Linked DNA regions of Homo sapiens: regions 2 and 3 are each linked to region 1. A link is a loop called in an ENCODE intact Hi-C map of the cell type or tissue named here. Cell type or tissue: mammary epithelial cell. All regions are shown on one strand.

Region 1 (8,000 bases):
CACCCATATTTTAAGGGTCTCACTCTTGGCTTTCTTTTAGGATAAGACACAGCTACAAGGCTAAGACCAAGTCATCTTCTGGAATTTGTCTTGGAAAAAAAAAATACTTTTGAGAGCCCTTTTTTTGTTCTTGTTGGTTTGTTTTTGTTTTTTGAGACAGGGTCTCACTCTGTCATCCAGGCTGGAATGTGGTGGCGTGATGATAGCTCACGTCAAGTCTCCACCTCCTGGAGCTTAGTTGATCTTCCCACCTCAGCCTACCCAGTAGCTGGGACTACAGGTACACACCATCATGCCTGGATAATTTTCATATTAATTTTAGTATTTTTTGTAGAGACAACATTTCACCATGTGCCCAGGCTGGTGTCGAACTCCTTGGCTCAAGCCATCCTCCATCTTGGCCTCCTAAAGTGCTGGGATTATGGACAGGAGCCGCCGCATGGCCCATTATAGCCTACTCTTTTAAAAAAAGTCCTGTCTAGCCATTATTTACTGGATTTGAGATTCAAATAAGTCCCATTTGAAACACAGCTGTATCCTTTTTTATTCACCCACAGAGTAACTTGCAATCACGATTCTGCTATAAATTCAATTCTTACTTGCCTTTGATGTTTCTTTTATACCCACCATGCACCAGTGTTCCTAGTGTTGATGGAGTGGTAGTGTGCTCTACACTACTTGGATGTTGATAATGATCTCTTATGAGTATCCTTATCAGGAAGCGTCTTGAGGCTATGGAATTCCACTTTTCTTCACTGGCATTCCATTTTGCATGTGCCTTTCCCTTATGCTAACTTTTTCATTCACAGTTGCTAGTCCTCCTCTTGTCTCTGTATTCTCTCTTCCTTTTATCTTCTTTCCCATTGCTTTTCTTTACTTTTCTTCTGGATCTAGTTTTCACTCTCTGTCACCCATTTTTTTTTAACTTTCCTTCCTTGAGAGTATCTTCTACTTTCTTCCTCTAGTGTTGTCCTAGAGACTTTCAGATTCCAAATATGATGACACTATGAGTTGTCTCTTCATTACCATTCAAACTGGAGCCCTTGATCTTTTCAGTGCATTTCTGAATCTTTGAAATATGTATCCAAAAAGTCAAGGAATTGTTTAGATACAAGAATAAAGAAAACTAGGATTTAGTTAAATACCAAGGAAAAAGCCAGATTCTTAAAGAATTGGGTAGGTTCAGTTTTGTAATTAAAATGAGAAGATTCAAGAATCCTAAAGGATCACAGATTGAACATGAGTTGACAGTGCACATAATTATTAAACAAAAAGTATAGAAGTTTAATACTGTAGAAACTCTGAATACTTTTTAATTTTTATGATGCACAATCTAAAATTTTGTTTTAGGTCCTGGATGTAGTACTTGAGGTAGATATGGCAACATAATTCAAGGCTCTGTGTCTGTTACATAAGACAATATTTGGTAAGTGCCAAGGGAAAATTCATGCAGTGGGAGAACAGAAAAAAGAAGATAATACAAATGTAGCTTGATGAAGCATCACAGGAGAGGGAATACTTGATCTGGGCCTTGAATGATGAGTAGAATTTATATAGCAGAGATGAGGAGGCATAATGTTAGTGACAGGAACTTGTGCATATGCCAGGGTGGAGGGCAAGAATATTCAAGGTATGTTTGGGTGATAGTTAAGAGAAATCGTTGGTGTTTTGGAGTATAGGCTAAGCCACTATAAACAAAGAGACCCCAAAATACAATAAGATAGAAGTCTCTTTCTCTTTTACCTAGAGGCAGACAGTCGAGGGAAGATAGAGGTCGTCCTGAGGTCCAGGTTGCTTCTCCCTCTTGCTCTTCTATGGCTCACCACCAATACCATGTCTGCATTCCAGCTCACAAGAAGGGGAAAATGGAGGGCAGCCACCTTTCTTCTTATGGATACGACTTAGAAGTTACACATGCCACTTTTGCTCGCATCCCACTGGCCCACTTTGTCACATAGCATTACCTGACCTCAAAGGCGTTTTGGAAATTAGCCTCTAAGCTATGAATATTGGGAGGAAGGTGTCTCGTAAACTAACTACTAGTTAGAAATAACTTTGTTAGAGGAAGGTGAATGTGAAGTTAGAAAGAATAGGGCCAAGATATGAGGGACTTTGAATTCCAAGTGTTTGCATAGCATAGACACAAAATCAATACTATTGAATGCATGAATAAATGAGTAGTTAAGGGAATGAGTAAGTGAACGTATCATTGAGTTTGAACTTTATTCTCTAGATCAGGGCTACAAACTAAAATTAAGAGGCCAGGAAGATAGTATAAATGAATCATAAAGCCAGCTGTAAATGGGGAGTGATGGGACTGAATCACCTGGAAGATATGTGACATGTCTTAAGGGCAGCCACTACTCAGCTCCAGCTGATAGTTGCATGGGAATGTGGGCCATTTGTGCCAAGATTTTGGAATTTTTAAAAAGAAGGAAGAAATCTGGGTTTTATGTGACATCTCCCAATTTTTAGATGTTGGATCTGAACAATTTTTAAATAGGTCAAATAAAAACACATCTTTGGGATAGTTTGGACTTTAAGTCACTAATTCGCAATCTTTGCGAAGATGGGAAACTACTTAAAATGTTTGGCCCAGAGAGTTGGTAGTTTAAGAAGGTTAATCTGACTGTGGTATGCTGGGCACACCTCTAGCAGTAATTTTCAACTGTGACTGCAAATTACAATCACTGGGAAGCTTTAAAAAAATAAAAAAACCTCTTTATCCACCCCAGACCAATTAAATCAGAATCCCTGGGGTTGGGTATTTTTTAAGTTCTTCAAGCAATTGTAATGTACAGTTGCGGTTGGGAGGTAGTCCTCTAAGCCTAATCTTTTTTTTTTTTTTTTTTTTTAAGGCAGAGTCTTGCTCTGTTGCCAGGCTGGAGGGCAGTGGTGCAATCTCCTCTAAGCCTAATCTTAAGGGTTATTGAAATAGCCTAGACATGTGGTAAAAGGGTCTGAACTGTGGGTCTGGAAGCTGACTGAAGAAAGAAATAGATAGGTGGGAGATATTATAAAGGGCAAATTGATAAAATTTTGTGGCTGTTTTAAATAGGAGAGTAGAAGAGGAAAGGAGTCAAAAAGAGTTGAAATTTCAAGCTGAAATTTGGGGGCTGGGAGATATAAGGAATTTAACAAATGTCTCCAAGGCATACATAAACTTAAGATACACAGTAGATGAATGGGGCCCAAATCCAGTTTGGGAATTCTAAGTCAACATAACATTTTAAAAGGTAAGGCTGCACAATTCTTTTTAAGGATAATAAAAATCTTTTGTGTATATTTTATTTGTTGCAATGCCAGGACAAAAACTGTATATTAACATTGCTAATGGATTTGTTGAGACATGTCAGGATCATTGCGCAAGGTTGGTCCAGAAGAACCGTAGGGATCCAAAGCAAATTCCTTGCTGTTTAACATTAGGAATGTTTCAGTCCTGCCTCAGTTTGGTTTCTGTAGAGCTTTCAATGGGTCTTGAGTTGTTATCAGTGATGATTTAGCACCACCGTGAGGCTGTATCCAGTCACTGCATATGGCTGTTGGCCTCTGCAATATATACGGAAGATGATCTGCCCTTTTGTTTGCAGCTTTAAACATCAAGGTGAAAATAGTTCTTTGTAATTTTCTTCGTATGGAAAGGTTATGATGCAATAATATCTTGTATTAAGATGATAACAGTGCCTAACTGCATTTGATGGCAAATATTACTATCGTGATGAAACTCAAAAGATGGATAAACTCAACATTGCGTTTTTATTATTTATTTATTTTTTTAGCGTTGCATTTTTAAATTCAACTAAAATGATTCTTGGAACTTTAGTGAATTATTCTTTATCTTTAATCCCGAAGTCATAATTTTGTGTTGCTGGTAGGATGTTTCAGAAAAATAACAATTTAAATACAAAACAAAACTTTGTTATTTCTTGTCCCCTTGCAAACTGTCGGGCAGAATGCTAAGGGGTTTATTCACTTAGTACATCACTTCATTTAATTCTCAAGAAAAAAATTCTTCCTTGATGCAGACACTGTTACATTATATTTTCATTTTATAAATTAGAAGAGACAGAAGTTAGTAATTTACTCAAGGATATAGAACTTAAACATTGGGCTCAGTTCACAATCCCTCATTTTAATTATGAAAACTTGAATAAGTCACTTAAAGCTTACTGTATAAGTCTTCTAGTCTTCAAAATGAGATGTTAATTATGTTTGTCATGCCTTTGCTCAGATTATTGTATGAAACTACAAAGAGCAAAGGGGTCATTGTAAATCTAAAGGCTACATAAATATTAGTTTTATTATTATTGTGACTTTTCCTATGAATCTAGGGAATTAGCACCATATATATTAGAAATAACTAGGGTAAGAACCTTAATTCTGCCCCTAAGTAGCATCGTGACCTTGGAAATGTAACCTCGCAAGCCTCAGTTTTAAAAAATAAATATTAATAAAGGAATAGAATTGAATGACCTATAAATACTTTTCTGTTCTGAAATTTTATGAGAGACTAACTGTGAGGAATAACTAAGAGAAGCACTCATTTCTTTGTACAATATTCCTTGGCGTATATCACTTCAACATGGCTGACTTTGTGTTCCTTGGAACTTTGGGTGAACTCAAGTTTCCCTTAGAAGATCCTAATGGTAAGTGAATGTGAGGCTGTGACATTAACGAGCCTGGAGGAATGAGCCATTCATGCTGCATTCCTAGCACTGTAATATGACAAGAGCCAGACATCCTTGAGGAATTTGGGGCCTGGCTAGAGTTTATAAGATGCCAAGAGACCAGGGCCAGTGGTGACAGTAAACAAGTGAGTTACCCAGTAAGAATTAGATATGGATTAGCCTGAATTTATGGCAAATAAGGTCAGCTAAGTGAAGCAGTTAAAAACATTTGCCTTGGCAGACTTGTCATTGTGATGCCTTAAAATTACCCATCAGCACTGAGGCTTGTGCTCTGTTCAGACAATATGGGGGGAAATCATTTCAAGAGTGTGGGTTCTGTTTCAAGGTCACTCATGATGTCAGGCCCTGTCTGAGGTTATAGAATTTTCTATCTAAGAATGATAGGCTTGAATTTTGCATGGTGATTAAGCAACTTTATCCAGGAAAGGTGCTGCCTGTAATATCTGCTTCATACGCTTTCCATTCTCAGGTTGATGAGGCTCAGTGCATTGCTTTTTAGGAAGCCCAGTGGCTTTACTATTTACCTTCATGTTTTGTCTAGGAATAAAGGAAGTTGTATTTTCTTTTTTTAATGCTTTAAGAAAAACTGGAAAGGTGTCATTTATAGATGATACTCATATTTTTGGATTTGTCTAGAGACTAGTACTACTTGCTTGAGAAAGGCGTATGTGTGTGTGGGTGGGGAGGGAGTCATAATTGGAGATCTAATACTCTTTTTTCTTCCTACCTGAGCCCCAAAATAAAACTGACAAGTTGAGCTAACAGAAATACTTTTGCTTTTGATTTATTTTCTATAGCATAGAGAAGACTATCGGTAGTCTTTTAAAGTAAAGTTTCAGGCCAGGCCCAGTGGCTCACACCTGTAATCTCAGCACTTTGGGAAGCTGAGGCATGTGGATCACTTGAGGTCAGGAGTTCAAGACCAGCCTGGCCAACATGGTGAAACCCTGTCTCTACTAAACATATAAAAATTAGCTGCGTGTGGTGACAGGTGCCTGTAGTCCAAGCTACTCAGGAGGCAGAGGCAGGAGAATTGCTTGAACCTGGGAGGCGGAGTTTGCAGTGAGCCGAGATTGCACCACTGCACTCCAGCCCAGGTGACAGAGCGAGACTCCATATAAATAAATAAATAGATAGGTAGATAGATAAATAAATAAAGTTTCAGGCTGGATTCTGTAGTGTAGTAATCACATTCACCTCACAAAGTTTCATTAAAGCTATTTTCCTTATCCTATCCTTATTACATCTAAAGTTTTATATTGTTTGGTGCATGCCATTGTATTTATTCCTGTTAAGAAGACTGTTGACCAGAGTCTTCTTAATAGGATGTAGGGTCCATGAAGAATTATATCTGTGCCCATTTCACTTTCTAGACACACTTTTATACAAGGGAAACATGGCTGGGAAGAACTTCCAAAACCACCTTGCTCATGGTACCAAAAGGATGAATATTCAGAAAATTAGTAGATGGAACTCCACAGTAAAGGAAAAGATACATTCATAGTAAGAGATTTCTGGGGGAATGCATATTAATGGGTGAGGGCATTCTTTGGTGCTGGATGGTTGTGAAGCATGGTGACTATGAATGTGGGCTCTGGAGCCATATTGTGTAAACCATGTCTCAGCTTATCACCTGTGTTACAATACCTGTGCTATTGTAAGCAGGTGACTTGACCTCTCCGTGCTCCAGTTTCCTCCTGCAAAGGAGAATTAAAAATCATATCTGCCACAGAGAGTCATGATTAAATGTCTTAAAATGTGTAAAGAGCTCAGAATAGTACCTGGCATGTAGTAAACACTCAATAAATGTTAGCTCTTGTGGTTGTTATTGTTGTTCTCATTATTAGTACTGTGGGGGGGGAAGGGTCAGGTCTTAGCAGCTCCTTGTATAGAGATGACTGGTCTTTTGACATCAAATGCCACCACCTTGTTTTTTCCTTCCACCTTCAGCCACCTTGGTTATCATGGAGCTTCAGCCTCCCATACAACTCTCACCCACAGTGGTTAAGGGTGCTCTTCGCCCTTCGTGGGACCTGTGATGGCCACCCCAGGTTCCTGCACCCTCTTCTCTGTAAGACTCTGCCTTGTCTTCCTGCCTTGTCAGATGATTCTTGAATTGTATTAGAGATAATTCTCCTCTAAGTGGCCCAATAATTTTAGTTAATGTACTTCTTTGACATCTTAGGAAGTTTATATAGGGAAATTTATGCTATGCATGTGTGTTCAGACAAATACAAACAACATTCTAATTTATAATTTTGTCACACAACAACCTTATGAATAATATATACTTATTTATTTATAATTGGTATTTATACATACAGTCGTTCCTCAGTATCCGTGGGGGATTCGTTCCAAGACCCCCTGTGGATATCAAAATCAATGATGCTCAAGTCCCTTATGTAAATTGTATAGTATTTGCATATAACCTACACACCTTGTGTATGCTTTAAATTATCACTAGGTTACTTGTAATATCTAATATAATGTAAATGCTATGTAGATAGTTGTTATACTGTATTGTTTAGAGAATAATGACAAGAAGAAAAAGTCTATACATGTTTAGTACAGATGTCACCATCCATTTTAAAGAAAATATTTTCAATCCAAGCTTTGTTGAATTTACGGATGTAGAACCCACAGATATGGAGGGCCGACTGTATTTATAATACATATTTATAATTATATGCTTATAAATAATAATTCTTACAGAACTCTTTACCTAGAGGTAGATTCATTACAGTATATTAAGGGATGAAAAAGGAAGGGCCTGTAATAGGTTTTGAACTGTCCCTCAAACCCCTGATTGCTAAATATACGAAGATTGAGAAAGTGTATTGGAAAGGCAGCAATAGATTGGGATGATTTGTTGGGAGAGGAGCATTTGAGCTTGATCTTGAAGGATAGATATAGTGAATGGAGTAGAAGGCATTGGGAGGGTATGTGGAAGACTCCAAAGATCAGTTCCCTAATTGGAAGAGGGGCAAGTTGTCTGAATGTCTCAGGCTTTGAAGGAAGCTCTATATGCAAGAACCTCAGATGTTAACAGTCAGAAGGCATGAAAAATCATTCAGCTCAATGCCCTCATTTTACAAGTAGAATCTGTCTCTCCCAAGCCACAGTACTTCCTGTTAGAACATCCTGTCTCCTGGTTATTACCAGATCTTGCAAGCTTGTCACAAAGTGGCAGCAAATACTTTCTTTCCCAAGATCAACACTAAATGTTTCCAGTGCTCTGCAGCTGTTGGCTCTTTATCTTTCTATCCTTGAGAGACTTTGAGGAAATCCCTTTTCTCTGAATTCTGTTTATGT
Region 2 (8,000 bases), 310 kb before region 1:
TTAAAAAAATCCACAAACCCAACAAAATATTTCTTTTTTCATGATGACTTATTCAGAAATTTGAAAGGCCAAAAGCCTTTTTGATGTATGTGAGAGCTTTCTCTGTCATATGGGGTCTACCAGTCATTTCAGCAAAGAGTTAAGTGAGGCCAAGGAGGCTTCCCTGGCAGCTTGGAAGCTTTGTGCAGCAGCCAAGCCGCGGGCTGAGAGAGGTGGATACTCATTTGTTTGTATATAAAACTTTCATTCCCAAAGTCTTAGATATCACATACAAGGAAAGATGATTGTGAAAATCAGTGATAAACTCAAGTATTTCTCGCCTGTTATGATTGCATTTGTTGTATCCGATTCTGCCTGACAGTATTTGCCACTTGATTGTCTAAACAGAGTTTTAACTGGTAGCAGGGTGAGCATTAATTATTCACATCTAGCAGCTGGCATAAATATGATTGTGTAGGCCCATGTATGTTAATGAGTCTTACAATAAAGCCTTTCGCTTGGAGATCTTCAGCCCTCCCTTCTTTTTGTACCATTTGTGAACTTCATTCTGGAATTGTGTGGCTTGGTAAGGTATAATGTTCTTTGCTTCTGAGGAACTGTGCTGAGGGCTTGTGCAGAGAGTGGCCCATCTAGAAATGTCTCTCAGGACCCTGAAGGCTCCCTTGTTTCCTTTTCCTGTTTCCAGTCGGGCTACAGCAACTGGGTCTGGATATAGCAACAGCACCCCCTAGTGTATTATAGGGTGAGCATGGGTTCCTGGTTAACTCAGTAAGGTGAGGTGTTCTGGCTTCATAGAGTGGAGTGTGAGAAACTGGCAACTTGGCATTTATTAAACAATATAGTTGAGGCTAAATATGCAACAGCAGCATGTCTTCCAGGTTTTGACAGCTGAGAAAGGAAGATAAAGACAGCAGGAAGATAGGGTTTTAGATTACTTTACAAGGATATGAAGGCTAAGGAGAGCCACAGGAGGGAATCAAGAGGTCACTGGGGAAGGGAGCTGTTCCAATGAATAGTTTGCTATTCTTCCAAAGAATCCAAATCTTGGCCATATGTGCAGAAAGGCCTGGCCACAAAGGCCTTCCATTGTTGGCTGAGACTGGAGACCTGCGATGGGGGTTCAAAGCCTTTTGTTAGATGTGAAACTGAAATTCCAAACACTCCAAGCAGTGACTTAAAGGCTACGAAAGTATAAATGACAGGTAGATATTTACCTCAGAACATAGTTTTGATTAAGGAAACTAGACCTTAAGAGAACAAAATGGGGGTGGGGATGGACTATAGAGAGAAGAAAAGAGGGATGCTTTCTTCATTTTGTTCATTTAACGAATATTTGCTGTTGAGCTGCTATTCAGTGCCAGCTTCTATTCTACATACTGGAAATACAGATGTGAATAAAACAGAGTTTCTCTCCTCATGCAGCTTACATTCTTTACAGTTGCCAATAAGCGGGTCACTACAGATCAGTTCTTATGTTTGTATTTTTGAAGTGTGATTTATTTACAGGCAGAATGTGATTTGAGGACATGGAAAGTACCCATCGTTCAAAATTGTTCCCCACCAACCAACCAGTTTTTTTCTGAAATTTCTCAACCAAAACCCCTTGTTAGTTGTTTTCTGAGAGGAGTAGTAATGAATCCAGTTGCTTTGACCTACACTTACTTCTAGTGAAAATGAATGACCTGATGAGACCTAGAGGGATGGGACACTGGGGGGTGGAATTACAATATTGGGACTAGCAAGCTGTAGCCTTGGTGAGTTTGTTTCAGGACCAAGTTTTCCTTATCTATAGAAGTAGCTGTATTCCTGTCAGGTCCCTTCTAGCTCTTATTCTATTTTGTGTGGCAGATAGCATCCAAGAAGATGTAGGACCGGGTGCGGTGGCTCACACCTGTAATCCCAGCACTTTGGGAGGCCGAGGCAGGCGGATCATCTGGGGTCAGGAGTTTGAGACCAGCCTGACCAACATGGAGAAACCCCGTCTCTACTACAAACACAAAATTAGCCGGGCGTGGTGGTGCATGCTTGTAATCCCAGCTACTTGGGAGGCTGAGACAGGGGAATTGCTTGAACTCGGGAGGCGGAAGTTGCAGTGAGCCAAGATTGTGCCATCGCACTCCAGCCTGGGTAACAAGAGCGAAACTCCATCTCAAAAAAAAAAAAAAAAAAAGAAGGTGTGTAGAGCATGGGGCACCCCTGGGACCCCTGGAAAATTATTTGGGGGTAGGAGTAGGACCAGATTAGACACTGAAAAAAAACATGGAGAAGGAACATGATTTGACAGTCAAATTTAGGCTATTTAAAAAAATATTTCTAGGGCATTTATTCTTGGGTTCAATTTCTGACTATAAATTATCTGGAAGGGAGGGTGATACTATGAATATGGTTTTTGCAGATTTTTTGGGAAAGCCCAGTTGGTTTTACTTTTGTGGGTCAAATTAGTTTTGAAGATTATCTATAAAGCTTTCAGTGATAGACCTGACCCCCAAGCCACAGCTGCTTAAATAGCTGTGTGCTGTGGATTTTCTTGTTGTGCAGTGTTTCCTTTTAACTTTCCTGTTCAGGGCAGAAACAGAGTAATGCAGGCCCATATTCTTTGAATCCTAGAGAGCAAGTGACCTACTTACTATTGTACCTGAAATATTCAACTAGAGTATATTTTAGGAAATACTTTTTCAGCTTTAAACATGACTTTGCTTCTGTGAATAAACACTTCAATCGAGAGACACTGACAGGTATTCTGGGCTGTTCTCCTGACCCGTTGTGTAACTTTGGATACTGTATGACTTTTCTCCTTGGAAAGAGGCAATGTAAAATCCATGGGTTTCTTTAGAAAAGACAATTTGTAACTACACCCTTATAGGTGCATGTGATGAAGATTAGTGAAAGTTTTCATTGGGTTTAGAAATTTTAGAAATGCAGGAGGCCGGGTGCGGTGGCTCAAGCCTGTAATGCCAGCACTTTGAGAGGCTGAGACAGGAGGATTGTTTGAGACCAGGAATTTGAGACCAGCCTAGGCAACATAGTGAGACCTCATCACTACAAAAATTATACAAAATTAGTCGAGAGTGGTGGCACACACTTGTAGTCCCAGCTACACAGGAGGCTGAGGTGGGAGGATCTCTTGAGTCCGGGAGGTTGAGGCTGCAGTGAGCTGCGATCATGCCACTGCACTCCAGTGTGGGCGACAAAGTGAAATGCAGGAGTTATTTGCTGGGTTCTTTAACAGCTGGAAGATGTGGGTTCTGGTATTCATAGTTTATTGGCCAGGATTTTCTTTATTTTGTGGTCCTCCTCTTTGCAGGTTTCAGCCTCCCTGTGAAGACCAAAGTACCTGTGTAAACAGGATTCCAGGATGGAATATGAGTAGGTTTTTTGTTTGCAAAATTTCTTACTATACATGGCTAACTTTTAAAGAAGTAACACAATGGACCAACCGAAAGACAGAAACCTTGGGTAGCTTTGTAATTTTCTATGTGTGTGTTCTGCCACCTGCTGGAGAAGGATCACCACGCTTGGGAAGCTGGCTGGCAAAGCAGGGGAGGGTGTGTAATCTGGCTCCTTCAGCCCTCTTCTAGGACTGGGCAGAGTACAGGAAAACTCACAAAATGCTGTGGTGTGCTTGGTTTTCTGTTGGATCTCCCTAATTGGCAACTAGAGTTATCCCACAGGGATTTCCCCTTCAGCCTGCTGAGCTCACGGCCAGCCACCTCAGGCCCAGGCTACTCTGTGAGCCCCGCTCAGGCCCAGGCTGCTCTGTGAGCCCCGCTCAGGCCCAGGCTGCTCTGTGAGCCCTGCTCAGGCCCAGGCTGCTCTGTGAGCCCCGCTCACATCATGCGCTGGCCTCATTCCTCTGAGTATCCAGTATGTTGACTGGGATCGCCTTGAAATACTTTAAACTGGTTCAAAGTGGAAACAAAACAAAACATTAAATCCAAAGTAGGGGGCAGGGTGGCCACCTTTGTTGTGACATCTATAAGAGGGCCAACTGACCTATTCAGGAAAAGAATGGCCTTTTTTTCCTGAGATTATAGTCTCCCTCCTTTTTAGTGTTAAAATGCATTTTTACAGAATGATTCTGAGAGATGAGGGTTATCACTGTAAACGTATATTTGCTTGGCAAAAGAAAAAGCAAATGTAAATCAGTTCCCTAATTCTTTTAATATATTTTCCTATCTGTAAAATACCAAAGTCTGGCCAAATGCAGTTTGCTACTCCCTGTGGTCAGTCTTACCTTTCCCTTTATTTGACAACTTAGGCAGAAAAGTGGGGTCAACAATCCTCAGTTGTAACTTCCTTATTTTCCCTGTCAAATTCTCCATGGATTTTTCTGTGCTGTGACCCACATAGAAACACAAAAATAATAGTGTGGTGGAATGAGGATAATGTTTCTTCACTAACTGGGTCACTGTTTTATAGATAAATTTTGGTCTAGAGTAAATGGTTGGCCTGATTTTGCACCCCTTTGGATCATTTTGTTCCTCTGGAGTTCTGGATGGAATGTGACCTTCCTGGATGGATGTGTATGTGGGACTCCCATGGGCAAGACTTAGATTTTTGGCAGCCAGACCCTCAAGGCAACTGGGAGAGGATGTGGAGGCTCAGCCTCCCTGTTATTTGAAATTTCTCAGAGGCACACAATAATTTTGAAAGATTTTTAAATGGGAATAAGACATTTTAATATCTATGATTAATTTAAATAATTTTATCAACTGAAGTAATGAAACAGACTTCTGTATTAAGGGATATAATTACAGAAGAATATTATTTTTAAAAAATGTTTTACAGCCTCAATTTAAATAAATTGTAAAGTTTAAAGAAAAAATGTGGATCTACTCTGATTGAGACAGGTTTTGTGTTTGGCTTTATGGAGTCTAAATTGAAAATTGCTAGTGTAGAAAACCTGAACTGAGATTTATTTTTGAGAAGATATTTAAAGAGAACAGATAGTTGAGATCTAAGTAGGTAGAGGCTGGGAAAATGAGTTTGTACTGAAGCCAGAACACATGGTGTCTTCACTGGAAATGAATGTTCCCAAAGAATAAACTTTTGTTTGTGTGTATTTATTTATCAGTAGTAACAATTGCTTTTGAATGAGCTAGGACATTTATGATTATAGGGTGTGGGTTTCTTATGGGCACACACAGAGACTGTGAGCTCAAGGCCATGTGAAGAAGGTGGAAATATCTTCCCCGGTTAATTTTCATGGGCCAGATTGTTAGAAATATGTCCAAGAAGTGACTTCATAAAACTTTGAAACTTGGCTGAAAACCCTGGCAGATCTGCATCATCTGGTAAATATTTAAGACCTTGTATATATTATTTTCAAGGAAAGGTAATAAACTGTAGAATTTTTTTTTTCAACAAAAATGAAACACTGTGGGGTTGTTAGCTTTTGCATCAGAACTTTGGTAAGAAAATGTGTTTGTTTTGGTTTTAGGTTTTTTTTGGTTATTTATTTATTTATTTATTTTTTTGAGACAGAGTCTTGCTCTGTCAGCCAGGCTGGAGTGCAGTGGCACGATCTCGGCTCACTGCAAACTCCCTCTCCTGGGCTCAAGCAATTCTCCTGCCTCAGCCTCCCGAGTAGCTGGGTTTACAGGCGTGTGCCACCATGCCCGGCTAATTTTTATGTATTTTTTTAGTAGAGATGGAGTTTCACCATGTTGGCCAGGGTGGTCTTGGACTCCTGACCTCAGGTAATCTGCCCGCCTCGGCCTCCCAAAGTGCTGGGATTACAGGCGTGAGCCACCGCGCCTGGCCCGTTTTGGTGTTTGTTTGTTTGTTTGTTTGTTTTGTTTTTTCCCCAGAGGGGGAGAAAAGAGATCTCATTTCTGATAGATTTAGGTCAGTTTAAATTCTTTTTCACTGAGGTTGACCTGATCAAAGTTTGCCTAGTGACTCAGCAAAGTCTTGCCATGTGGAGGCTTCATTTTTCATCACCTGTTGGTTTTTCCTTTTCTTAAAAATTTATTTCTTTATAGAGACATTTTGATATCATTTTAAAATCTCAGCACGTGACAAATACAAACTGAAAGTGCGAATTCTCATGTAATAAGAAAATTAGAAAGCAGACAAATATCAAGGCCATCTTTCCTCAGGTGATAGCCTTTTGTTAATGATAGTATCTTGGTTTCCTCAGGTGATAGCCTAATTAATGACATCATCTTGTATTTCTGTCCTAATGAAATTCACTTCTGTCATCTCAGGTAAATGGTAAAGAACTCATGGGTAAAGGTAAATGGGTAGAATACTCACGTTCCTATTTTAAAACTTGAGAAATAGAATCACAGATCAAGAATGACTTTCCTGTCTCCCTTTTTCTCAATTCATTGTTCTACTGGTAATAAGGATAACACAGATGTTAACAACTTACTTAATGCCAAAACACTTTACATGTATTATTTTATTTTATTATTTCTTGTGAGATAGGTATATTCCCATTTTTTTCAGATGAGGAGAGAGTGACTTTCAGAGATTTTTTTTTTTTTTTTTTGAGACGGAGTCTTGCTGTGTCGCCAGGCTGTAGTGCAGTGGCGCGATATTGGCTCGCTGCAACCTCCACCTCCCTGGTTCAAGTGATTCTCCTACCTCAGCCTCCCAAGTAGCTGGGATTACAGGCGCGTGCCACCACGCCCAGCTAATTTTTGTATTTTCAGTAGAGACGAGGTTTCACCATGTTGGCCAGGATGGTCATCTCTTGACCTCATGATCTGCCCACCTTGGCCTCCCAAAGTGCTGGGATTACAGGTGTGGGCCACTGTGGCCAGCCAACTTACAGAGATTTTAAAAATTACTGAAATTTACAAAGCTGGAAAATGGCAGAACTGGGAACTGACCCATTTCTGACTTCATGGCCTGTGCTTTAAACTGTTACACCATATGTCTGTCCAGTTATATGCTACAGAGAAAGCAACTTCCACAGGCCAGTTGAAGCCAGCTGCCTTTTACTGGGCTCCCAGCCTGGTTACCGTCCTCCTATTTCTGACATTAAGCAAAGCAGAAGGTTGATTTAGACCTCCCAGGAAAGGGTTCTGGAAAAGCTACAGGACCCTGTTCTTGAGCTCAGGGTCATCTGTCACTGGTAAGACCCCTCTCTAAGATGTTTTAAAACAGCATGTCAAAGACACAGTAAATGAATATATCCTCTATGTAAAGGCTTAGTAAACAGCAGCTCAGTAATTGCCCTAAGTGTAAGCAGGCAAGCCAGAGGCCTCAAACTGGACACGCCTTCCCAGTGTGTAGGCAGGCATCATCTCATAAGATTTACTCCCACCCTGGCCTCTTCCCTTTTCTGTTGACTTGGCCAGAGTCTCAGCTTTTCCTTACCAAAGATCAAAACTAAGACTTCTTGGCTCTCCAAATCAGATCGTCACTAGAGTTTGGCCTGCTGTCAGTAAAGACAAGCTGAGTTGGCCTGAACTTTCCTCCCTTGGCATCCCAGGAAATTGAACCTCTGCTGAAGGACCTGAAAACAACACCTGTCTGTCTCATACCGTAGACATAGCTTTGACTCAAAAACTGAACGTTCCTGATGCCAGGTAAATGGTATCTCAGGGGATGCCATCCAGACTCCCCAGCTTTTAACCCATTTATCTTTAGAAACTTAGCTTTTCTCTTTCAGACCCTTGGCCTGTAAACATGAAATTCTATTTGGGTACAAAGCTAATTCCAGAAAAGGGGGTCCTTTCTGGACTACTTCTGTTTTTGCATCGTAGTAGCCATCTATTGTTACTTTGTTGATTATTAATTTTCTAAAAGGAATAGTTTTGTAGGACACATACTCTAGACCCTATTTGTGCAAAATTTACTATAATGGAAGTTGCCTTAAATGCCTGACTCTGCACTGTTTGTTTTAGAAGGAGAAAAGACATTTAAACTCTGCATTTATCTTTCTGCTTGGTTCTGTGAGCTAGTGAGATTTAACTCTTCAATTTCCTCATGACTCAAAAATTCAAATATCTTAGCCACCCACCACAACAAAATATCACAAGTGTTCT
Region 3 (8,000 bases), 180 kb before region 1:
GACCTGGATGCCTCTCAGAACCTCAAACTCAACACTTTAGAACTGAGCTCAGCAACTCCTGTCAAGAACATTATTTTTAGTCTCTAGGTATGATATCACCTTCCATCTAGCTTCCATCTAGCCTGATAATCTGTGAATTGCCATTGACAATGTCTCCTCCCTATCACTCCACCTCTAATCGTGTATCAAACCCTGTCACATCTGCCTTAGAAATTCACAATCAGCCCATCTTTTCTACTCCTCTCTGTCTCTGTCTCATCTAGTCACTTATCACATCTTGGAGATGACCACAGCTGCCTTCTCTCTGGCTACTTCCTTATATAAATTTGTCTTTACAATGTTGCAAATTTTCTTCTTCACATTTGAAGCTCTCCATGTCATTCTCAGACTGAAGAAACCCATTTGTCTCTGCTGAGCATCTAAAGACTTTTACTATCTGATTTGAATCTCTAGCTCCTTTTCTATCCTGTGAGCCTATTGCTCCTGGCATTGAAAATGCACTTGGCAAATGTCTGTGTATCCTTCAAGACTAGAGGGATTATCCTTTCTATGAAGGCTTCCCTAGTGTCTTCAGGCAGTAACTTCCCCTTTTCTGAGTTCCCACCGGCCCCCCGTTCTTTCCTTACTTGTAGTACATGATCGAGCGACCTGTGGTAAATTGTTTTTATGTGTCTCTTGCACCAGAATGAAAGCTCCTAGAGACAACATTTTATAGTTTATTTATCTCTCACTCTCCCTGCCAGTGCCTACCTCAGATCAGGTACAAACTAGCAAATGTTTGGTGAGTGACTGAATAAATGAATGAAGATTTTGAAAGGTCTTTTCTACTTACATTTGGGCTTGAAGTTGTGTTTTATGTTATCAAAGTCGGTGGTTCAGACATTAGTAAAATATTTTAAAACAGATTCTTCCTTCAAGAGGCATATAGACAGAAAAGCTATAAAATTTCTGCCTCTCATAAGGGAAAGCAATCCCAACACACAGAAGGATAGAAAGTGCTGGTCCTTATTGATTTCCCCAAGCCTCTGTACCACCTCCAGAATTATTTGCTGCTAGAGTCCTGTCACGTGAGAAAAGCAACTCGCTACCATTAAAACCACTTGTAGTCAGTTATAGAGAGCAACCATCTGCTTTAGAACTTCGACTTCTCAAGATTTCTCAGATTTCAGTGAATATTTCACTTAAGACCCTCTTACAAAAGAGTTTTTTTTTTCCTTAGTGTTTTTAGCAGGCCTTATACATAAAACAAATCTCCAAAGTCCTATTTTTAAAAATTACAATTCAGTGGAAGAAACATGCCCTCAGAGCACCTAGTCTATGGTAGGAATAAGACAAATTTAAAGATACGTATTAATAGAAAATATCGGCTGGGCATGGTAGCTCATGCCTGTAATCCTAGCACTTTGTGAGGCTGATGGGGGCAGATCACTTGAGGCCAAGAGTTCGAGACCAGCCTGGGCAACATGGTGAAACCCTGTCTCTACTAAAAGTACAAAAAAATTTAGCTGGGCCTGGTGGCACACGCGTGTAATCCCAGCTACTCGGGAGGCTAAGGCAGGAGAAGTGCTTGAACCTGGGAGGCAGAAGTTGCAGTGAGCCAAGATTGCACCTCCACACTCCAGCCTGGGTGACAGAGTGAGACCCCATCTCAAATAAAAAAAAAAATCAGTAAGGTCTTCTTATGATATTTATGGAGATATTCATATTTACTTATGAAGAGAAACTTGGTTCTAGTTTCAGTGAAGTTTCTGGGTAGTGGTAGAGATAGAAAACTATCTTTTGAGTTAATTTAAAAACTAACTGAGAGCATATGACTTTATTCAATCAACATATAAAGTAAAAGTATACTTTGGTTCCACTGTTTGGGCCATTAAAGGAAAGGAAAAGAAAAATAAGACTAAGATCTGGAGGTAGAGCAGTGGGGGAACTAGGAGACAGTGAAGTTTACATTAGAGAGAAAGAATGGGAGGAAGAGAAGAGGAGGAAGAGATCAACATCTTCTGCTTTTTTGGCCATTCCTTTAGTTACCCCTATTCCTCCATAAACCTTCTATTTTAGTTCTCTGCTTCATTGTCCCTCCTTTTCTTCTAACTTACCTCATCTGGCCCCAAACCCTCCTCTAATGACTTGTGTACCCAAGGCTCCTCACATTCTTCCTTTGGTTTTTAACCAGTGTCTCTCCTCACCTCCATCCTCAAACCCTCACCTGCCTCAGGTCCAAAGTACTACTCACTGTATGATCTCGTCTCTTCCCTCTCTTTTCCTAGATGAATGAAAATTTCGGCCTGTTCATTTCCAGTTTGGTGGAGTCCTGACTTATCTTACCTTTGGTGTGTTACTTAACTTTCTGGGCCTCAGTAATCTTATCTGTGAAAAGGGGATTAGTAATACCTTACAAGATTGTGAGTCACCTAGCAGGTCCTTAGCAAACATTGGTTTCCCTTTCTGTCTTTTCTTTTTGCTGCTGTTTCCATTCCTTCACTTCTCTGCTGATACTAGTGCTTTTTGGTCCTCTCATCAGTTAAGCCATCTGCTGGGAATTTGTCTCTGGAATTCTGCTTGGAGCCTACCCCTCTGTCTGAGAGTAAGATTTCAGAGGGAGCCTCTGAATTGAGGACATTTCTGTACCAGCATCAGAGTGGGACATCACAGGTTCAAGTCCTGGTCCCACCATGTTCTCACTGTGTGAGCGCTGGGCGGGTTGCACACTGTCTTTGAGGCTTAGTTTCCTTGTCTATCATTTGAAGATAATAATGATTTCTACTGCATAGGGTTATAATAAGGATTAAGTGAGCTACTTCATGAAAATGTTTAGTAGAATGCCCAGCACATTGTAAGTGCTCAATAAATGTTAGCTATCATTGGCAGATACTTCAATTTAGAAAATTTGTTGAGTGCTTTGTGCCCAGTGACATGATGTCCTTATGCTTTTCATCTTTTCATCTCAGAATGAAAAATTGGCAGGATTCAAGTGCCAGTTACAGTGGCATGTCCAGAGAAAATTCTTGAGAGATGCTTGCTGGGTTTTACTGCCTGTGGTAGATGGGGAGTGTGGAAGTGTATACCAGCTTTGTTTTTCATGGGAAAGAAACTGTACCAATAGGAGTAAACTGTGGTACAGGGGAAGGATGCAGTGATTTGGATGTGGTTGCCTGGAATAGGAGAGATGTGGTAGCAGCTGGGCTGAGGAGAGTGGGCCCGCAAAGAGTGCTGCTGCCACCACCTGCACACCATTGGTATCTCCACCAGCCTTACCCTCTGGACACTAGCTTCAAAATTCCTATATCACCAGAGCCCTACAACCCCTGGTTTAAAAAAATTACTGCTTCAGAAAGATTATGCTTCATTCTAGAATTAGAGATAGAATTTTGAGGTTCTAATCAGGAGGGCAGATTTTATGTGTGTGTGTGTGTGTGTGTGTGTGTGTGTGTGTGTGTGTGTGTTTCTGTCCCAGTGAAAAGTAATGAGAGAAGCTGAAGATGAAACTACTTCAAAATATAAGCAAAATATTTAGTTGTGTAAAAGAAGAATTGTGTTAAAATAACTTTAAAAGAATATCTTTTATTTAACTGTTTGTCAAAAATAGTATATCATATACTTGCCACAGTAATAGATCAAGGCTTTTTAATAGAAAACAAGACAGGACTGTACCTGTCATGACTGTACCATGTCATTTCCTAATCTAGTCTGAAAAAGTGGGTGAATTATCTTTCAAAGAACTGTATTATTTTCTAGAATGACTGCAGTCTCTGAAACCTGTAACGTGTCACATACTCTGAGGCTGAGACAAAATATCTGAATTTGGCCCATCCCAGAAAATTCAGTATGCTTGCCTTAGTGACATTACAGTGGAGTTACATCATGTGATGTAACATATATAAATTCAACTGGGAGCATTTGGAAAGAAATTTAAATATCATGAGTAATTCTGCATATCAATTTACTCAATAAGCCCAGGCCTGCTCTGGGAGCTCCCTGGGGATGGGGAGCATACATTTGCTTTTCCTTGGTTGATCTCAGTTTTCTTGGGCCTCTCCTTGTGGGAGCATCTCCCTGAACTCAAGGTAATTCTGGTGTTTAAACATGGCTCCTGAGTGCAAGCCAACTTTTGCTTAACTCAAGAAACGGTCATCATCTGTTCCAATCCTAGAGGAAAACAGCATTACTGAGAGGCCAAGTATCAATCTCTCATGCGGCACTTTGCTAATGGATTTCAAAGTGAGCATCTTTGACCATATCTGCTGCCTTGAGAACTTAAAGTTCTGATGAACACTCCAGTGTTCTCTGCTTTTGCCATTGTGCATGTAAGTGACCAAGGGTAGGCTGTTAATGGACTGGTTCATGACGCACAAACAGCCACCAGTAATGTGATGTACAGTGCTGGAATTAGGAGCACCTGATTAAGAGTTAGCACTCTGCTAACTAAAGGCTTACGTTTGGTAAATGCTATGATGGCGCAAAATCCCTTAACTGTTGAAATGAGGCTATAGGCCCAAGAGGAATGAATCTTTGGTCAGTGTGTTCCCTTCTTGCTAGAATAATGGGAGGAGGGCTTTCTTTCTTTACTCGGTAAATTTTCGTGATACCGGAGCAATAGGTAAAGTCTCTAGGGTAAAGATTCTGTGTCTTACATTGCCCTAATCTGCAGAGTATTCAGGATGATCTTAAGACCACTAGAAAAATTCTCATGAGGGAGTGGGGGCTAAAATGTGGGAAATTCTAAAGTTGTCACATGTTTTGTTGTTGCTTAGTCATGTGAGGAGGAGAGAAGCAAAGGATAGCTGATAATGGCTACCTACAAGAAGTCATAGAATCATAGAATTTTGGTAACAGAGGGGACCTCAATGCCATTTCTTGAGTTTTAGAGGAGAAATGATTTGTTTAATACGTGGCAGAGCTAAGACCAGAACCTCAGTTTCCTAGCCTCAGGCTGGTGTTTACTTGTGTTATTTCAGTGTCTCTGATGCATTGGTTTAATAGGAACTGGTTTATCCTGCTTTGTGGGGGTTCAGCTCCACCCTTCAATGAGCTCCCTGAAAAGAACAAAGTCCACATTATTGTTACTTGTTTTGGTTTTAGGGGGCATGATTGTCACTGGCAAGGTGTGAAGTGTACGTAAATTCTGAAAACATTTTGTGCTCATATATGCAGGGGTGGGGAGAGATTAAAATGGGGTCTGTTAGGGTGGGTGGAGGGATATGGATGATGCCTATAATGAAAGCTCCAGTTGCAAAAATTGATTCAACTTATGGTAATGGGTGCTGATGGAATTAATGGGGTTTTATGAATATTCCATGCTTTGATCTGCTTGGCATTAGGGAGATCTGCAAGGAGCAAATTTGAAATGATAAAAAGCTCTAGACTACTTTTTTGGTGCTTCACCTGTCATGATGCTGTCGCTGGTCTTGCTTGGCCTTCACCTTCAATAAGAAACTCCATCTTGCCTCATGACACTCTGAAAAAAAAAAGGGTAGATGTAAGAGACATTTTTTTTAGAGAGAAAAGCCGCATCCATTATGCAGATTGGAAGCATTTACTTAAATGTTTACTCTGATTCAAGCTTTGAAGCCCCAGAATTCAGGTCCCATAGCCATAAAAGGAGAGGAATTCTTCCCCTTTATCTTTTGATGGCATTGGTTTGAACAGAAGTTCTGTTTTTACTAAGATTGTTATTTTTTATTTGCAACTAAATGTCTCTGTTTTTTATTTTTATTTCTTTTTTTTTTTTTAATTTCCACAGGTTATTGGGGAACAGGTAGTGTTTGGATACATGAGTAAGTTCTTTAGTGGTAATTTGTGAGATTTTGTTGCACCCATCACCCTAGCAGTATACACTGCACCCTATTTGTAGTCTTTTATCCCTCACCCCCTTCCCACCCTTTCCCCCGAGTCCCCAAAGTCCATTGTGTCATTCTTATGCCTTTGCATCGTCATAGCTTTGCACTCACTTATGAGTGAGAACATACAATGTTTTGTTTTCCATTCCTGAGTTACTTCACTTAGAATTATAGCCTCCAATCTCATCCAGGTTGCTACGAATGCCATTAATTCATTCCTTTTTATGGCTGAGTAGTATTCATCATATATATATGAGATATATGTATATCATATATGATATATCGTATTCCTATATATGGTGATATATATAGTATTCATCATATATATGATATATATCTTACACATATATCATATATATCACAGTTCATATATATTGTACATGTAGTCATATATTATAGTTCATATATTATATATTATACATATATTCATATATACAGTTCATATATTATATATAATACATATATTCATCATATGTATCTATATCTATATCTATCTATCTATCTACATCTCACAGTTTCTTTATTTGGGTTGGTTTCACGTTTCTGCAAAGTATCATTTTCATATAAAGACTTCTTTTCCTCTGGGTAGATACCCAGTAGTGGGATTGCTGGATCAAATGGTAGTTCTACTTTTAGTTCTTTAAGGAGTCTCCACACTGTTTTTCAGAGTGGTTGTGCTAGTTTACATTCCCACCAGCAGTGTAGAAGTGTTCCCTGTTCACCACATCCATGCCAACATCTATTATTTTTTTATTTTTAAATTATGGCCATTCTAGCAGGAGTAAAGTGGTAACGCATTGTGGTTTTGATTTGCATTTCCCTGATCATTAGTGATGTTGAGCACTTTTTCATGTTTGTTGGCTATTTGTATGTCTGCTTTTGATAATTGTCTCTTCGTATCCTTAGCCCACTTTTTAATAGGATTGTTTCTTTTTTTCTTACTGATTTGTTAGAGTTCATTGTAGATTCTGGATATTAGTCCACAGTCAGATGTACAGATTGTGAAGATTTTTTTCCCATTCTTGGGTTGTTCGTTTACTCTGCTGACTGTTTCTTTTGCCATGCAAAAGCTCTTTAGTTTAATTAAGTCCCAGCTATTTATCTTTGTTTTTATTGCATTTGCTTTTGGGTTCTTGGTCATGAAATCCTTGCCTAAGCCAATGTCTAGAAGGGTTTTTCTAATGTTATCTTCTAGAATTTTTATAGTTTCAGGTCTTAGATTGAAGTCCTTAATCCATCTTTAGTTGGTTTTTGTGTAAGGGAAGAGATGAGGATCCAGTTTCATTCTCCTACTCGTGGCTAGCCAATTACCCCAGCACCATTTGTTGAAAACGGTGTCCTTTCCCCACTTTATGTTTTTGTTTGATTTGTGGAAGATCAGTTGGCTGTAAGTATTTGGGTTTATTTATGGATTCTCTATTCTGTTCCATTAGTGTATGTGCTGATTTTTATACCAGTACCATGTTGTTTTGGTGACTATGGCCTTACAGTGTAGTTTGAAATCAGGTAATGTGATGCCTCCAGCTATTGTAAAAGGAGTTGAGTTCTTGAGTTTATTCTCAGCTTGGTCGCTGTTGGTGTATAGAAGAGCTACTGATTTGTGTACGTTAATTTTGTTTCTGAAAACTGTGCTGAATTATTTTATCAGTTCTAGGAACTTTCTGGAGGAATCTTTAGGATTTTCTAGATAAATGATCATATCATCAGCAAACAGTGACAGTCTGACTTCCTCTTTACCAACTTGGATGCTATTTATTTCTTTCTTTTGTCTGATTGCTCTGGCTAGGACTTCCAGTACTATGTTGAAGAGAAGTGATGAGAGTAGGCATTCTTGTCTTGTTCCAGTTCTCAGAGGGAATGCTTTCAACTTTTCCCCATTCAGTATTATGTTTGCTGTGGGTTTGTCATCGATGGCTTTTATTATATTTATTATATTTATCATTTTTTATTTTATTATTATATTTTATATATTATGATATTTATAATATATGTATTGTTTATTATTTATTATATTTTTAATCATAAAGGGATGCTGGATTTTGTTTAATGCTTTTTCTGCATCTATTGAGACGATCATGTGATTTTTGTTTTTAATTCTGTTTATGTGGTGTATCACATTTATTGACTTGCATATGTTAAACCATCCCTGCATCCCTGGCATGA

What was found. A loop is a pair of places that touch in the nucleus more often than their neighbours do. Peaks named below come from ENCODE experiments on the same cell type or tissue, not always from the same donor. Only the 100,000 strongest peaks of a DNase experiment are listed, where the experiment ranks them.
Region 2: a loop joins it to region 1, with 11 times the contacts of the local background. A loop is called at or near these places in 37 of 110 quality-filtered maps.
Region 3: a loop joins it to region 1, with 20 times the contacts of the local background. A loop is called at or near these places in 4 of 110 quality-filtered maps.

The regions. Positions count from the first base shown.
Region 1 is chr14:32,556,950-32,564,949 of GRCh38, forward strand. All of the region lies in intron 4 of AKAP6 (A-kinase anchoring protein 6), which reads left to right. Among named protein-coding and RNA genes, the nearest start is that of AKAP6, 230 kb to the left of the region's middle. In mammary epithelial cell, a CTCF peak has its summit at 3,521; a DNase peak (open chromatin) is centred at 3,442; H3K27ac peaks cover 398 bases.
Region 2 is chr14:32,251,547-32,259,546 of GRCh38, forward strand. No RefSeq gene overlaps it. Among named protein-coding and RNA genes, the nearest start is that of RNU6-8, 52 kb to the left of the region's middle. In mammary epithelial cell, CTCF peaks have their summits at 738 (motif pointing left) and 3,494 (motif pointing left); DNase peaks (open chromatin) are centred at 725 and 3,505.
Region 3 is chr14:32,379,690-32,387,689 of GRCh38, forward strand. All of the region lies in intron 1 of AKAP6 (A-kinase anchoring protein 6), which reads left to right. Among named protein-coding and RNA genes, the nearest start is that of AKAP6, 54 kb to the left of the region's middle. In mammary epithelial cell, a CTCF peak has its summit at 3,223; a DNase peak (open chromatin) is centred at 2,382.